Regions from separate parts of the Homo sapiens genome. Here region 1 is linked to region 2. The links are chromatin loops, found by intact Hi-C in ENCODE. Cell type or tissue: Caco-2. All regions are shown on one strand. Each heading gives the region's core, and the rest is flanking DNA. Links, peaks and the distances in the headings are about the cores only.

Region 1 (8,128 bases), core at 3,797-6,296, 250 kb after region 2:
GCTTCTGCATAGCAAAGGAAACAATCAATAAAGTGAAGAGACAACCCATAAAATGGGAGAAAATATTTGCAAACTAGTCAGCTGACAAGGGATTAATAACTAGAATACATAAGGAGTTCAAACAACTCTATAGGAAAAAAATCTAATAATCTGATCAAAAATGGGCAAAAGATTTGAATAGACATTCCTCGAAAGAAGATATATAAATGGCAAACAGGCATATGCAAAGATCAACATCATTGATCTTCAGAGAAATGCAAATCAAAACCGCAATGAGATATCATCTCACCCAAGTTAAAATGGCTTTTATCCAAAAGACAGGCAACAACAAATGCTGACAAGAATGTGGAGAAATGAGAATCTTCCTAAATTCTTGTGGGGAATGTCAATTAGTCAAAGAACAGTTTGGAAGTTCCTCAAAATCAATAAATAGAGCTATTATATGATCCAGCAATCCCACTGCTGGGTACATATCCAAAGGAAAGGAAATCAGTATATCAAAGAGATATCTGCACTCCCATGTTAACTACAGCACTATTCACAATAGCCTATATTTGGAAGCAACCTAAGTGTCCATCAATAGATGAATTGAAAAAGAAAATATGGTACATATACACAATAAAGTACTATTCAGCCATAGAAAAGAATGAGATTCTGTCATTTACAACAGCATAGATGAAACTGGAGGTCATTATGTTCAGTGAAATAAGCCAGGCACAGAAAGACAAACTTTACAGGTTCTCATTTATTTGCAGGAGCTAAAACAATAACCATAATTCAACTCATGGAGATAAAGAGTAGAACTATGTTTACCAGAGGCTAGGAAGGGGAGTGGGAGTAGGAGAGTGGGGATGGTTAATGGGTACAAAAATAGAGTTCAATAGAATAAATAAGATCTAATATTTGCTAGTACAACAGGGTGACTAAAGTCAGTAATAACTTATTGTACATTTTTAAATAACGAAAAGAATATAATTGGAATGTTTGTAACACACACACACCCACACAATAAAAGCTTGAGCCATATGTAGAAAGCTGAAACTGGATCCCTTCCTTACACCTTATACAAAAATTAATTCAAGATGGATTAAAGACTTAAATGTTAGACCTAAAACCATAAAAACCCTAGAAGAAAATCTAGGCAATACCATTCAGGACATAGGCATGGGCAAGGACTTCATGTCTAAAACACCAAAAGCAATGGCAACAAAAGCCAAAATTGACAATTGGGATCTCATTAAACTAAAGAGCTTCTGCACAGCAAAAGAAACTACCATCAGAGTGAACAGGCAACCTACAGAATGGGAGAAAATTTTTGCAACCTACTCATCTAACAAAGGGCTAATATCCAGAATCTACAATGAACTCAAACAAATTTACAAGAAAAAATCAAACAACCCCATCAAAAAGTGGGTGAAGGATATGAACAGACACTTCTCAAAAGAAGACATTTATGCAGCCAAAAGACACATGAAAAAATGCTGGCCATCAGAGAAATGCAAAATCAAAACCACAATGAGATACCATCTTACACCAGTTAGAATGGTGATCATTAAAAAGTCAGGAAACAACAGGTGCTGGAGAGGATGTGGAGAAATAGGAACACTTTTACACTTTTACACTGCTGGTGGGACTGTAAACTAGTTCAACCATTGTGGAAGTCAGTGTGGCGATTCCTCAGGGATCTAGAACTAGAAATACCATTTGACCCAGCCATCCCATTACTGGGCATATACCCAAAGGATTACAAAACATGCTGCTACAAAGACACATGCACACGTATGTTTATTGCAGCACTATTCACAATAGCAAAGACTTGGAACCAACCCAAATGTCCAACAATGATAGACTAGATTAAGAAAATGTGGCACATATACACCATGGAATATTATGCAGCCATAAAAAATGATGAGTTCCTGTCCTTTGTAAGGACATGGATGAAGCTGGAAACCATCGTTCTCAGCAAACTATCGCAAGGACAAAAAACCAAACACCGCATGTTCTCACTCGTAGGTGGGAATTGAACAATGAGAACACATGGGCACAGGAAGGGGAACATCACACACTGGGACCTGTTGTGGGGTGGGGGGAGGGGGGGAGGGATAACATTAGGCGATATACCTAATGTTAAATGAAGGGTTAATGGGTGCAGCACACCAACATGGCACATGTATACATATGTAACTAACCTGCACGTTGTGCACATGTACCCTAAAACTTAAAGTATAAAAAAAAAGAAAAGAAAAAAAAAAGCTTGAGCTGACAGATATCCCATTTACCTTGTGTGATTATGACACATTGTATGCCTGTATCAAAATATCTCATGTATCCCATAAATCTATACACCTACTATGTATCCATAAAATTAAAATAAAATATAACACACATGTATTATCTTACAATTTCAGTCCAAGCATCTAAAGGAGAGGGTCACTATGAATCCAAATTGTTTTAAGCATATGAATAGGTGTCAACAAACATGAATTGAACACTTAATATTTGCAATGTCCCACATCATACATTGTAGAAAACTAAAATAAATAAACCATAGTCCATGCTGTCAAAGAGCTGACACTCTAGCAGAAGAGAAACAGGGACATAGTTACAAATCACTATAATAATGTAGAATGCAATAAACATCGCTGAAAAAAATTATAGATGACACAAACAAATGGAAACACATCCCATGCTTGTGGATAAGTCAAATCAGTATTGTGAAAATGACCATACTGCCAAAAGCAATCTACAAATTCAATGCAATTCCCATCAAAATACCACTATCATTCTTCACAGAACTAGAAAAAAGCAATTCTAAAATTCATGTGGAACCAAAAAAGAGCCTGCATAGCCAAAGCAAGACTAAGCAAAAAGAACAAATCTGGAGGCATTACATTGCCCGACTTCAAACTATACAATAAGGCCATAGTCACCAAAACAGCATGGTACTGGTATAAAAATAGACACACAGACCAGTGGAAGAGAATAGAGAACCCAGAAATAAACCCACATACTTACAGCCAACTGATCTTTGACAAAGCAAACAAAAAAATAAAGTGGAAAAAAGGCACCCTATTCGACAAATGGTGCTGTGATAATTGGCAAGCCACATGTAGAAGAATGTAACTGGATCCTCATCTCCCATCTTACACAAAAATCAATTCAAGATAAATCAAGGACTTAAATCTAAGACCTGAAACTATAAAAATTCAAGAATGTAACATCAGGAAAACCCTTATAGACATTGGCTTAGGCAAAAATTTCATGACCAAGAACCCAAAAGCAAATGCAACAAAAAACAAAGCTAAATAGGTGGGACTTAATTAAACTAAAGAATGTTTGCACAGCAAAAGAAATGGTCAGCAGAGTAAACAGACAACCCACAGAATGAGAGAAAATCTTCACAATCTATACATCCGTCAAAAGACTAATATCCGGAATCTACAAGGGACTCAAACCAATTAGCAAGAAAAAAGTAAACAACCCCATCAAAAAGTGGGCTAAATACATGAATCGACAACTCTCAACAAAAGATATACGAAAGACCAACAAGCATATGAAAAAATGCTCAATATCACTAATGATCAGGGAAATGCAAAACCACAACGCACTACCACCTTACTCCTACAAGAATGGCCATAATCAAAAAATCAAAAAATAATCGATGTTGGCATGGATGTGATGAAAAGGGAACACTTCTACACTGTTGGTGGGAATGTAAACTAGTACAACCACTATGGAAGACAGTGTGGAGATTCCTTAAAGAACTAAAAGTAGAACTACCATTTGATCTAGCAATCTCACTACTAGGTATCTCCCCAGAGGAAAAGAAGACATTATACGAAAAAGATACTTGCATATGCATATTTATAGCCACAAAATCTGCAATTGCAAAAATGTGGTACCAGCCCAAATGCCCATCAATCAACGAGTGAATAAAGAAAATGTGGCATGTATGTATACCATGGAATACTACTCAGCCATAAAAAGGAATGAAATAATGGCATTTGCAGCGACCTGGATGGAATTGGAGACCATTATTCTAAGTGAAGTAACTCAAGAATGGGAAACCAAACATTGTATGATCTCACTCATAAGTGGGAGCTAAGTTATGAGGATGCAAAGGCATAAGAATGATACAATGGACTTTGGGGACTATGCGGGAAAGGGTTGTGGGAGGGAGGAGGGATAAAATACTGCACATTGGCTACAGTGTACACTGCTTGGGTAATGGGTACACCGAAATCTCAGAATCACCATCAAATAATTTATTCGTGTAACGAAGCACCAACTGTTCCCCAAAAACCTATTGAAATAAAATAATAAAAAATATTTAAAATTAAAAATTAAAAAATAAAAGTTATAATAGAAAAATAAAAAAGAAAAGTGGTTGGAGCATAGAGGATGGTAAAGTTATAAAATAGTAGAGTTGTAAGTAGGTAATCATTCCCAAAGAATAGACTGCAGAACGGTCATGAGGAATGTGAAAAGACAAAGAACAAATCTGAGAGCAAGCAGGCCAAGGACAGCACACCAGCTTTCATCTAATCTGGGTTATCAGCCCTTGCTGTCTCAAAGAAGAGCTGTGAAAACACAACATATTGAAGAGGACACAGAGCAACCAGGATCTCAGACATTCATGATAGGAGAATATAACGATGCAACCACTTTGAAAAACTGGAAGTTCCGTAAAAAAATGAAACATACATCACCCCCCACATCCCAGAAGTTCTACTCCTAGGTATTTGTTTAAGGGAAATGAAATCTTATGACAGCAAAAAGATTCCACAAGAAGTTTCATGGCAACTTTACATATAATAGCCAAAAACTAGAAACAACCCTGATGTCCATCAACAGGTGAATGGATCAGCAAAATGTGATACAGTTATACAATGAAATACTAGTTGGTAATATAAAGGAAAAATAGATTATAAATAGATAATTAGATAGATAGATAATAGAGACATAGATATGCATGCAACAGGGATGAATCTCAACATTGTACTGAGTGAAAGGGAAGAGTTCACTTAAGATCTGAGCATTTCATTGCATGTAAGTTGTATCTTATATCTATCAGATTCCGATCAGGAGACAGAACCACACAGTAATTTGAACAGGGGAAGTTTAATATAAAAAATTATTAACTATAAACGGGAATTACCTACTAATAGATAAAGACAAGCTTAAAGGATAAATACATAGAAAACATACATAGCAATCAATACCTCTAGCACTGAAGCACAGCACCTAGGCATGCATCAAATACAGAAGAGGCCTCCAGAGCTGAAATCCAAACTTTCACTGGGAAGGACACCATCCACCTGTGTGGAAGTTCATGCAGATGCCATGCTGGTAGAACTTACTGAGAAGCTGCCTTCTGGGATGCTGAAGGAAGCCCTCAACAAGGTGTTGTACCTCAGAACTCACTGCAAAGCCTCCCACAGAGATGGTGAGCTGGGAAACTACTTCCTTGGTTGCTAGGTGAAGCTGCCCACAGAAAGATGCCATGCTGCAGAGCTCACTGAGAAACTACCCATAGGGGTGGCCCAATAGGAAGCAATCCCCTGGGGTGCTAGGGAATGCTGCCCATGGGGAAGTAAGTATCAGCCAATTGTCCTATATGCTCCTGACTCATGCACTGCAATAGCAATCGCGCAGAGCACACTAGGAACCAGAAGAAAAGCCCTTTCATCCTCCAGCATACATCCAGTGCCCTCTAGTGACAAAATTTAACATTGTGCCAGCTGATAATGAAAACATGCTTCAGAATCACAAGCAGGGCAATGAAGGATAGATCTAAAACTGAGAGGCAACAAATAGATAACTAACACATGCCTCAAGGAGATGAAGAAGGGGGCGGGAGGAGAAGAGGAGGAAGAGGAGAAGGAGGAAGAAGAGAAGGTCATCTGTGGGATTTGAGGTATGATGGAAGATCAGAGACTTAAACAGAATAGATATAACTGGCTAAACATGAACAATAAATGATAGCTGGTGAACCTTGAGTATTTGCAAAGAGTGTACTAGGCACAGTATTTTGTTTAGTAAAATATTTCTAGAAGTTAGTTATTGTTATTCTCATTTTGGTGAAGAAACTGGGACTCAAAGGGGATGGACAACTTACCCTAAGGTCACACAACCAAATGGTAATAGACCCAAAATTTTCACCCAGAACTCTGACTCCAAAGCCTCACTACATTGCATCTCCTCGATGATATATAATCATTCCAATGCCAAAACGGAAAGTCAAGATTCTGGTCCCCCCAGTAATTGCTTTTATACTTATCCCTAAGTCTGTCATTGAATACAAGAAGCTACAGGACTGGTTTCAAGTGGTGCTACATTTTTATAATCTTAGTGCAGAAATGGAAAGAGCAACTTGCCCATTCACCCAAGACTAACAACTGGCATGAAGTGAATTGCTTCTGTAGACAGTAAACAAGAGTAAGCTGGTATTTTTTTCTAAGTCAACTTTAGGACAGCTTTTCAAACAAACACACATTGCCTTTATTCCCAGGACAAAAACCAGAAACTCTAATAGTCCCTGGCTGTTATAATTTGATGCTTAATGTACTTCTATCTATGTAAGCCGTATCACATACCTTTCTAATAAGGCAAGGAAGAGTGAATAACATCAATTATATCACGATTGTTTCTCTTATAAAGTTAATTAATATTAATAATGGTTATTTATATTGGAGTTACCATTATCATCACCTTATATCATTCAATATTTATTCTGAAAGTCAAAGAATTATAATGTGGGTGGAAGGGTACTTGGAATTGTCTTGTTTAATCACCAGTGACCTATGAGTGCATGGCGAACTGTTAAAAAAATAAGCTAATGCTCTCTACTCAATTATTATGCCATAACTGAATCATAATATTTATTCACTTTCTCCCTGAATGACTTTATCCAATTTCTAGACTTCACATATCTATGCTGAAAATTTCCAGATTTGTATTTTCAGCACTGAACTCTCTCATGATCCAGATTTCTTATATCTTATTGACTACACAGATCTCAAATATGCTTCTCAGATTTAACAATTCCAAAACAGAACTTTCTGTCTGTTTTCCTCCAGTCTTTTAGAGCTAATGAATGGCATTATTATCCACCTACTTGCTCAAGCTGAAAACCTAGAGGTCATTCTTGATTCTTTTCTTTACCTTATCACCCAAATCCAATTCATCAGCTAGTCATACTATCCCTACCTCAAATAATGTATTAATATATCCATTTCTTTCTAGCTACACTACCATCTTCCTAGTCCAATTTACTACCATTTCTCATTTAGACTATTGATATAGAACTGCTCAACTTGCTTATACCTATGACTGTCCTCAATTCATTCACATTACTGCATGCTGCCAAAAACTATCCAAAAGATTCTTAATGCATTAAGAATAAAATCCACACTCTTTATCATGGCCTATTAGTTCAAACCCTAATTGCCTCCCTGTATCAGGATTCAATCAGAAAAGAGATCCACTATAAGTGATATAGAATAAAGTTTATCATAAGGGTTTGATATTGAGCCCCTAGCAATTGTGAGAGCTAGTAACGATTCTATATAAGGATGTTGCTTCTATATCTGATGCTGGACTGGAAAGAAGGATGAATGGGAAATGTGAAGTGGGGAGAGCAAGAATGAACTGAAACCTGAAAGGATGAGCTGAAGCTCATGAATATGAACTAAAACTTGGATCTATCTTTTGCTACATTCAGGCCTCAATTTCAACATTGTGGGTGACTTGCAGAGGAAGCTAACACTCTTTGTCATAGATTTAGGCCACATACCTGGCATAGGATTAGGAGGAGCTAAATAAGGTGTTTCATCAGCAGTTGAAGTAGCTGTAGGCTTGGCTGCCGTCCCATGCCACTAATGTGAGCCAACAGAGCAGAGACAATGTGTGTGAACTGGAGCAGAGACAATGTGTGTGAACTGCAGCAGAACCTGACTGAACACAAAACATCTGAACACAAATGCAACTGATGCTTTACTTATGCCTCCCAAATCTCATGCAAATTTTTCTTGTCACCAACCCTAAACAGAACTATATGGGAAAGGGAATTCTTGTAAATGTAGTTCCAGCTTAGCTAGGTTAACAAAGTATAAAGCCACCACTAACC
Region 2 (8,128 bases), core at 2,616-5,115:
TTAAAAGAGCTTTTGCATAGCAAAGGGAACCATCAGCAGAGTAAACAGACAACCCACAGAGTGGGAGAAAATCTTCACAATCTATACATCTGACAAAGGACTAATATCCAGAACCTATATCAAACTCAAACAAATCAGTTAAAAAAAGAAAAAAAAACACACATCAAAAAGTGGGCTAAAGACATGAATAGACAATTCTCAACCAAAAATATACAAATGGCCAACAAACATATGAAAAAAGCTCAACTTCACTAATTATCAGGGAAACAGACATCAAAACCACAATGCGATATCACCTTACTCCTTCAAGAATGACCATAATCAAAAAATTAAAAAACGGTAGATGTTGGCATGGATGCGGTGAAGAGGGAACACCTCTGTGCTGCTGGTGGAAATGTAAACTAGTACAATCTTTATGGAAAACATTGTGGAGATTCCTTAAAGAACTACAGGTAGAACTACCATTTGATCAAGCAATCCTACTACTGGGTATCTACCCAGACAAAAAGAAATCATTATATGAAAAAAGATACTTGCACACGCATGTTTATAGCAGCACAATTAGCCATTGCAAAATCATGGAACCAACCCAAATGCCTATAAATCAATGAGTGGATAAGAAACTGTGGTATATTTATACAATGGAATACTACTGAGCCATGAAAAGGAATAAATTAACTGCATTTGCAGTGACCTGGATGAGATTAGAGACTATTATTCTCAGTAACGTAACTCAGGAATGGAAAACCAAACATTGTACGTTCTCACTGATATGTGGGAGCTAAGCTATGGGGATGCAAAGGCATAAGAATGATACAATGGACCTTGGGGCTTGGGGGAAAGGGTGGGCAGGAGGTAAGGGATAAAAGACTACAAATATGGGGCAGTGTATAATGCTCGAGTGGTGGGTGCACCAAAATCTCACATCACAACTAAAGAACTTACTCATGTAAACAAATACCACCTGTATTTCAATAACTTATGGCAAAATATAAAATAAATAAAATTAAAATAAATAATTATTGCTAAAAAGCTTTAAAAAAGGCTCTAATGCTATAAAAAGGGTTAGACGTAATGTGTGTGATTCAATGAGAACTGAGACTAGTAATAATTTCAGAAGATAGATCTGGGATCAGTAGAATGCTAAAGTTCCTAATATGAAAAGCTTTTTATAAACAGCAAAATATACCTTGGGAAACCCAGTCTCTTTTCCCACTACTCCCTTTCCATGCCCACAAATGGAGAGAGGATGGAGATGCTGCAGCCAGGAGCTAGCATGATACAGAGAACCCCCATTTAGAGGACCTGCAGCAAGAAAAGGTATCCCTATGTTCATAGAGAATTAGTAGCAGGTATTTTATACATGGGAGAATATGGGAGAAAATAACACTCATTAGCAATGCAATGCATTAGAATTATTCTAATGTGAACTTTAAACATTTGCAGATTATATTTTAAAAATCAGTAAATAGTAGAAAGAGCATGAATTATGAAAGCAATACTTCTGCCTGAAAACCCATGACAAGAACGATATGGAGTAAAAGAAGAAAGTTGGCAAAGTCTGGACAATACAGCAAAGAAAGTCATCCTGGGCTATGGTAGAGGTAACCTGGTTGAGCATTTCCACTGATTTTTTCAGTGGGAATAAACTGGAAGTTAATATCAGAACTCCAACATGTGATTGATAAATGTAAAGTCTGCTGAAGCAAATGCTTTAGTAAAAACATGTTAAACTTCTGGTCCTTATTGCAGTTGTGGTCATTCTCCACAAATCTTTTATTTTCAAAATGCTAAATAATCATTATAGGAAGCTTCATAGACAACTATCCAAATTGCATAGATTGAGATTCTGGTCAATACACTGGGGGAAAAAACAAAACAAACAAAATAAAACAAAGGATAGAATTGGAAAAAAAATATGCTTCCCAAAATGTCTGTTTCTGACTCAAGGCACAAGTTAGATTACGTTTAGTAAAATATCAATCATACTTTTGAAAACTCCAGTAAAGAACATTTCAGACCATGACTTTAGAAGATATTATTTTTAAAATGGCATTTCTGGGTGAGTTAGTACATGATCTTGACACTTGTTTAAAAAAGAGAAATCAACAACCTATTCAATCACAGTGTTCAACAGTCAGCGGTTTCTAATGGCCCCTGGAATACTGAAAACTCTGTTTACAAACTTAATGCACATTTCTAATTCATTGACACATTTGCCTAATAGGATAGATGTAGGACTTAACCGGGTTTCTGCATAACGGTGCTCAGTTATACTTCCACATATAACAGTGCTCTTACTGATCCTGAAAGCCTGAAACAGATTTCATGATATATCAGCTCTCTCCAATTACCTACCCAGATGCTCTGAAAATCTCAGAGGTTTTCAAAATGAAAGTTATTTTAAAGCAATTTATTTTGTAAAGATACACATCTCTTAAGAGTTTTTTTTAATCTGACACTTGCAAGAAAATTTCACAATTTGAGAAAGACTGAGAGTCACCTTTTAAAAGTTTCACACCACTAAAGTTTAATTAACCTTGTGCCATGCATATGATGGAATTTTAAACAGATAAGCACTTTCTGCCTTGAAGATGCCAACCTCTCTGGGGCAATTGGACACCATGTCACCGGGAGCTCATGGACCACTCTGTGGTAGACTACAGTGTCAACTGCATGTGGCAGATGACCACTAGAAGGATGCAGTCTCAGCCTCAGATGAGAAACAGCCTTTCAGAATGCTGATAGATTTTTTTTAGTTCAACTAACTTCTCTAGGAAATAATTACGTAGAATCAATAACTTTAAATTAAAGAATAAAGGTTGTGAGCAAAATTCTACAGAGGAAACTCCTGCCACACCATTGCTTTGTAAAACATTTTTATTTTAGGATATTTTGGGGTGGACAAGAGAGAGTGAGTGGAGAAAGGATACACATTTAAAATTCAAGTGTCCTATCCCTTGCTGCAAGGTTCTGAACTTTCTAAGAACACTTTCTAAATATAGGAAGATTTGACATGTTTATAACTACATATTTTCTAGGGAAAAAGTATAAGGTTAATTACACTCTCAAAAATATTAATATTCCACAAATGTCAATAACCACTGCAATGTGTGGTCTAATTTGTGATTTCAAGGTTTGCAAAGTGTAATTCTGCTCAATGAGAAAGACTATTTTTTAAAAAAAGCAGAAAGACACGCTTATGATCAATGTGACACAGGCACTTGGTCCCAGAAAAATGTGCTCATCTTGTAGATCAACTACATATTTCAGGCTTCTGCAAGTGTGGACAGTAAAGGTTTTGAGGTTATGTCAGAGGCTAGCCCATGGCCAGACATTCCTTTTCTTGGTACAGGGTAACAGCACAACAGTACCCAGATGCCCTGAGAGATTCTCCAACAAAATGCTTTTCACAAGCATGGTGCCACAGCTCTGAGCAGAGCAATCTCATTGACTCAACCCTTCACATAGTAGAAAACATTTTCTGGTTGTCCTTCCTCGTGCAACTCATGGATCCTCAAATGTGGGCGGCAAGCCACCCAGGCACTGAGGCAAGAGACAGAGGACACGAGCTGTTCCAGTACAATAAAATATAAAACAAGAATAGTTATACCAGATATAGATCTTAGATATGATTATATATGAATATCATTAATCATTAGTTTGTAGCAATTACTTTTTATTCCAATATTATAATAATCCTCGCTCTATAATCATAGCCTAGGAAAAACCAGGCCATAAAGAGATAGGAGCTGAGGGGACATAGTGAGGTGTGACCAGAAGACAAGAGTGTGAGCCTTCTGTTATGTGGGGACAGGGCCACCAGAGGGCTCCTTGGTCTAGCGGTGATGCCAGCGTCTGGGAAGACAACCGTTGCCAGGTGGACCATGGTCTAGCGGTAGCGTAAGTGTCAAGGGAAAACACCCGCTACTTAGAAGACCGGGAAAGGGAGTCTCCTTTTCCCCGGAAGAGTTTAGAGAAGACTCTGCTCCTCCACCTCTTGTGGAGGGCCTGACATCAATCAGGCTTGCCCACAGTTATCCAGAGACCTAATCATCTCCCTGTGATGCTGTGCTTCAGTGGTCACACTCCTAGTCCACCTTCATGTTCCATCCTGTACACCTGGCTCTGCCTTCTAGATAGCAGTAGTAAATTAGTGAAAGTACTAATAGTCCCTGATATGCAGAAATAATGACGTAGCTGTCTTTCTCTCTGTCTCCTCTCCCTCTCTGCCTTGGCTGCCAGGCAGGGAAGGGCTCCCTGTCCAGTGGACACGTGACCCACATGACCTTACCTATCATTGGAGATGACTCACATTCTTTACCCTGCCCCTTCTGCCTTGTATCCAATAAATAACAGCGCAGCCAGACATTCGTGGTCACTACCAGTCTCCGCGCATTGGTGGTAGTGGTCCACCGGGCCCAGCTGCCTTTTCTTTTACCTCTTTGTCTTGTGTCTTTATTTCTACACTGTCTCATCGCCACACACAGGGAGAGACCCACCGACCCTGTGGGGCTGGTCCCTACACTCAAAAGCATTTTTTGAGCACTTAATGAGATCATTGATGGGTCATTGTTTGGAAAAGTTGAAAGTGCTGAAGAAATGTCAACAATCAGTCCACCAGTCAGATGGTAAAAACAGAAGGTTTACAATACACAGAATGAGGCTCAAATTTCACCTCAGCCTCTTACTAAATGTGTGAACCTGGGTTCCTTAAAATTTCCATTTCCTCATCTTCAAAGTAAGTCTCATAGCTTCCTTGTCATGCTTCCAGATTTATTCAATAAATAATCATTTTTATTAGTGCTCTTCATATAAATGGACTTTCTACCTGTTCTGCAAATGACCTGTTCTGCATTGAAGCCAGTAACCAGCCACCCAAAGGCCTAGAAGTCAGGCTTCCCTGAGCCAATAGGTTTACATGTGACCATTCATCAGAAAACGATGGACAGGCAGAAGAGGACAGGAAGAAAATAATGCTATAGATACACTTAAAAGTTACACTCATTTAGAAAGGCTTGGCTAAGAATGAAATCTCCTTTCATAATAGTGAATTTAAAAGAAAATTTGCTTTCATTTATAAACTCCAGACTAATAGATGCCCTTACAAAAATAGTATTGGACATTTAAAAACTATTACAGCTTTTGTTAATGAAATCAGGTTTCTTTGTATAACAGAGATAACACAGTGCCAGTCTGATAGGGAGCCAGTTAGAAGGCAAGTCTTATTCTTGCTCTCTTCAGTCCCATCCAAGCATAGATGGAGGTAGGGGTCTTTGTCTTACACACACACAACCTAGACTCCACTGTTTATCTCAGGTGGTTTGGAAAGTCCTGAGATATTAAAGAGTAATAACTACTCTCTTCTCTTAAGTATTCATCCATTCCAAAGTATTTATTGACCATTCACTGTATGTGAGACACTGCTCCAGATGTTTGGATACATTTGTGAATAAAGCAGAAATCCCTTCCCCTGTGGAGCTTGTAATCTATTAGAGGGAGAGAAACAATAAACAACAGACCTAATACATGAGTAAAGCACATGATTTGTTAGAGTATGGTAAGAGTTATGGGAAACAGAACAAGGTGAGCAGGGTAGGAGGGGTCAGGTGTGTCAGGCATGGGTTGGGGCTGGGCTGCAATTTCAGGCAGAACAGTCAGTGAAGATCTCTTTGAGAAGTCACATTTGAAAAAAGACAGGTAATTTCTGGGAGTAGAGCCCCTCTGGGCATGAGAAACAGCCAGTGCAAAGGCAATGTGCCTGGGATTCCCAAGGAAGAGCAAGAAGCCAGTGTGACTGCAGTATAGTGAGCAAGCAGGAAGCTGTAGGCAATGAGGTCAGAGAAGTAGTAAAGGCTGAACCTTCAGGACCCTGTAGGCCACTGGAATGGACTTGTGACTCAGAGAGCATCCTTGCAGATCTTATGGCACAAATGGGTCCAGATACCTCTGCATAATCAGTAGTGACCCACTGGGGCTGATGTGGAAGGATAGCCTCACCTGAACAGACAGGAAGTATAAAAAATACAGGTCTTGTGTAGGCAAGACATGACTGGAGGTTGCACAAGACCAGCTAGGTGTCTGGATTCTGGTGCTGCTCCTACCCAGCCTGTTCCTCCCGGAACCTGGTCACTGGTCTCACCAGCCCAGAGAATCCCTTCTAATCTCAGCAGTGGGGAAGAAGCTGGCTGTTTCTCATGAGGCTTTTCTTCTATGCATCAAGATCTCTCCTCTTCCCCCTTCTTCAGGTATAGGTTTTGTGAAACTCAGAAGGCAAAATATTGACTCAGGATTTTTTTCCCCCTATTTCCCTGTGTTACCCCATCTCCAAATAAGTGAAGACAATAAATGCAGAACATCTGGCTAAGTTGAGAAAGGGAAGAGCCATAGGTTAGAAATATATATCAATAACAAAAGACTCAATTAACATTTTTCAACACTCTCTGTATTAGATCTCTAGAGGGACAGGACTAATAGGATAGATGGATATATAAAAGGGAGTTTATTAAGGAGTATTGACTCACACGATAACAAGGTGAAGTTCCACAATAAGCCAACTGCAAGCCGAGGAGCAAGGGAGCCAGCCTGAGTCCCAAAACCTCAAAAGTAGAGAAGCTGACAGTATAGCCTTCAGTCTGTGGCTAAAGGACCGAGAGCCCCTGGCAAACCACTGGTGAAAGTCCAAGAGTCCAAAAGCTGAAGAACTTGGCATCCGATGTTCAAGGGCAGGAAGCACCCAGCATGGGAGAACGATGAAGGCTGGAAGACTCAGCAAGTCTAGTCCTTCCACATTCCTCTGCCTGCTTTATTCTAGCCATGCTGGCAGCTGATTAGATGGTGCCCACCCAGATTGAGGGTGGGTCTGCCTCTCCCAGTCCACTGACTCAAATGTTAATCTCCTTCGGCAACACAGTCACAAATACACCCAGGAACAATACTTTGCATCCTTCAATCCGATCAAGTTAACACTCAAAATTAATCATCACAAGCTCCAATCCTACTTGTTTCAGACTGAGCACTTGTTCAATGAACATTTACTGAGCACTTTCCATGAGCCAAGAAATTTGCTAAGTGTGAAGAGACAGCTAAGATGGGAGCTTAATCCCTACTGCCCAGGACACACAGGCTGGTAGAAAAGGAAGACAGGTAACACTAAGAAACAGCCATGTAAATGTCAGGGAATAAAATGGAGCGTGCACACACAGAACCTTGTCTCATGAAGATAGCATGGGGTAAGATGCATTGACAGCTTAATTTTTCCCTTTCCAGGGACTCCTAGTGCTGCTTATAGGGGTGAAGGGAAAGAGAAGAGATTTAAGAAAGAGGCACTTAGGCAGTTCTAACCAAAATAGAAAAGTGCTATATTTTCACCACTAAAGTGTGGAATATCACATTTCTCAGGGACTCAGATCTGTGACATGAATACGCTCTCTTTATGCTCTAAATGGAGACTAAAAAAATTGTTTTTTCATGAAACTCTTTCAACATGCATCTATCTAGTGCAAATTTTGCTCCTAAAGTGAGGAAGAAATCTGTACGGAATTGGAAAGTCAGTTAAGATTTTGGATTTTTGCTGGTGTGCTGCACCCACTAACTCGTCATCTAGCATTAGGTATATCTCCCAATGCTATCCCTCCCCCCTCCCCCCACCCCACAACAGGCCCCAGAGTGTGATGTTCCCCTTCCTGTGTCCATGTGATCTCATTGTTCAATTCCCACCTGTGAGTGAGAATATGCGGTGTTTGGTTTTTTGTTCTTGCGATAGTTTACTGAGAATGATGGTTTCCAATTTCATCCATGTCCCTTCAAAGGACACGAACTCATCATTTTTTATGGCTGCATAGTATTCCATGGTGTATATGTGCCAGCACATGTATATGTATGTAACTAACCTGCACAATGTGCACATGTACCCTAAAACTTAAAGTATAATAATAATAAAAAAAAAAGATTTTGGATTTTTGGGTGGAAGCAGTAGCTGAGTGGCAACAGCTGCCAAGTGATTGTGTTGTAGGGAACAGAGTGGGGAAAGATGTTTGCTCTCTCAGAACAGCCTATCTCATTCCTTTCCTTTGGTTACACATAACCTAGAGTCATGGTGGTGCAGGCAGCAGCTGCAATGACATTA

The links. Hi-C counts contacts between places; a loop is a spot of excess contacts. Peaks named below come from ENCODE experiments on the same cell type or tissue, not always from the same donor. Only the 100,000 strongest peaks of a DNase experiment are listed, where the experiment ranks them.
Region 1: a loop joins it to region 2, with 37 times the contacts of the local background. A loop is called at or near these places in 25 of 110 quality-filtered maps.

What each region holds. Positions count from the first base shown.
Region 1 is chr6:85,920,707-85,928,834 of GRCh38, reverse strand. All of the region lies in intron 4 of LOC101928842 (a long non-coding RNA gene), which reads right to left. Among named protein-coding and RNA genes, the nearest start is that of SNHG5, 250 kb to the right of the region's middle. In Caco-2, for the core only: no CTCF peak of the experiment used is centred there; no DNase peak of the experiment used is centred there.
Region 2 is chr6:86,171,045-86,179,172 of GRCh38, reverse strand. It overlaps the pseudogene RAB1AP2. Among named protein-coding and RNA genes, the nearest start is that of SNHG5, 500 kb to the right of the region's middle. In Caco-2, for the core only: no CTCF peak of the experiment used is centred there; a DNase peak (open chromatin) is centred at 3,852.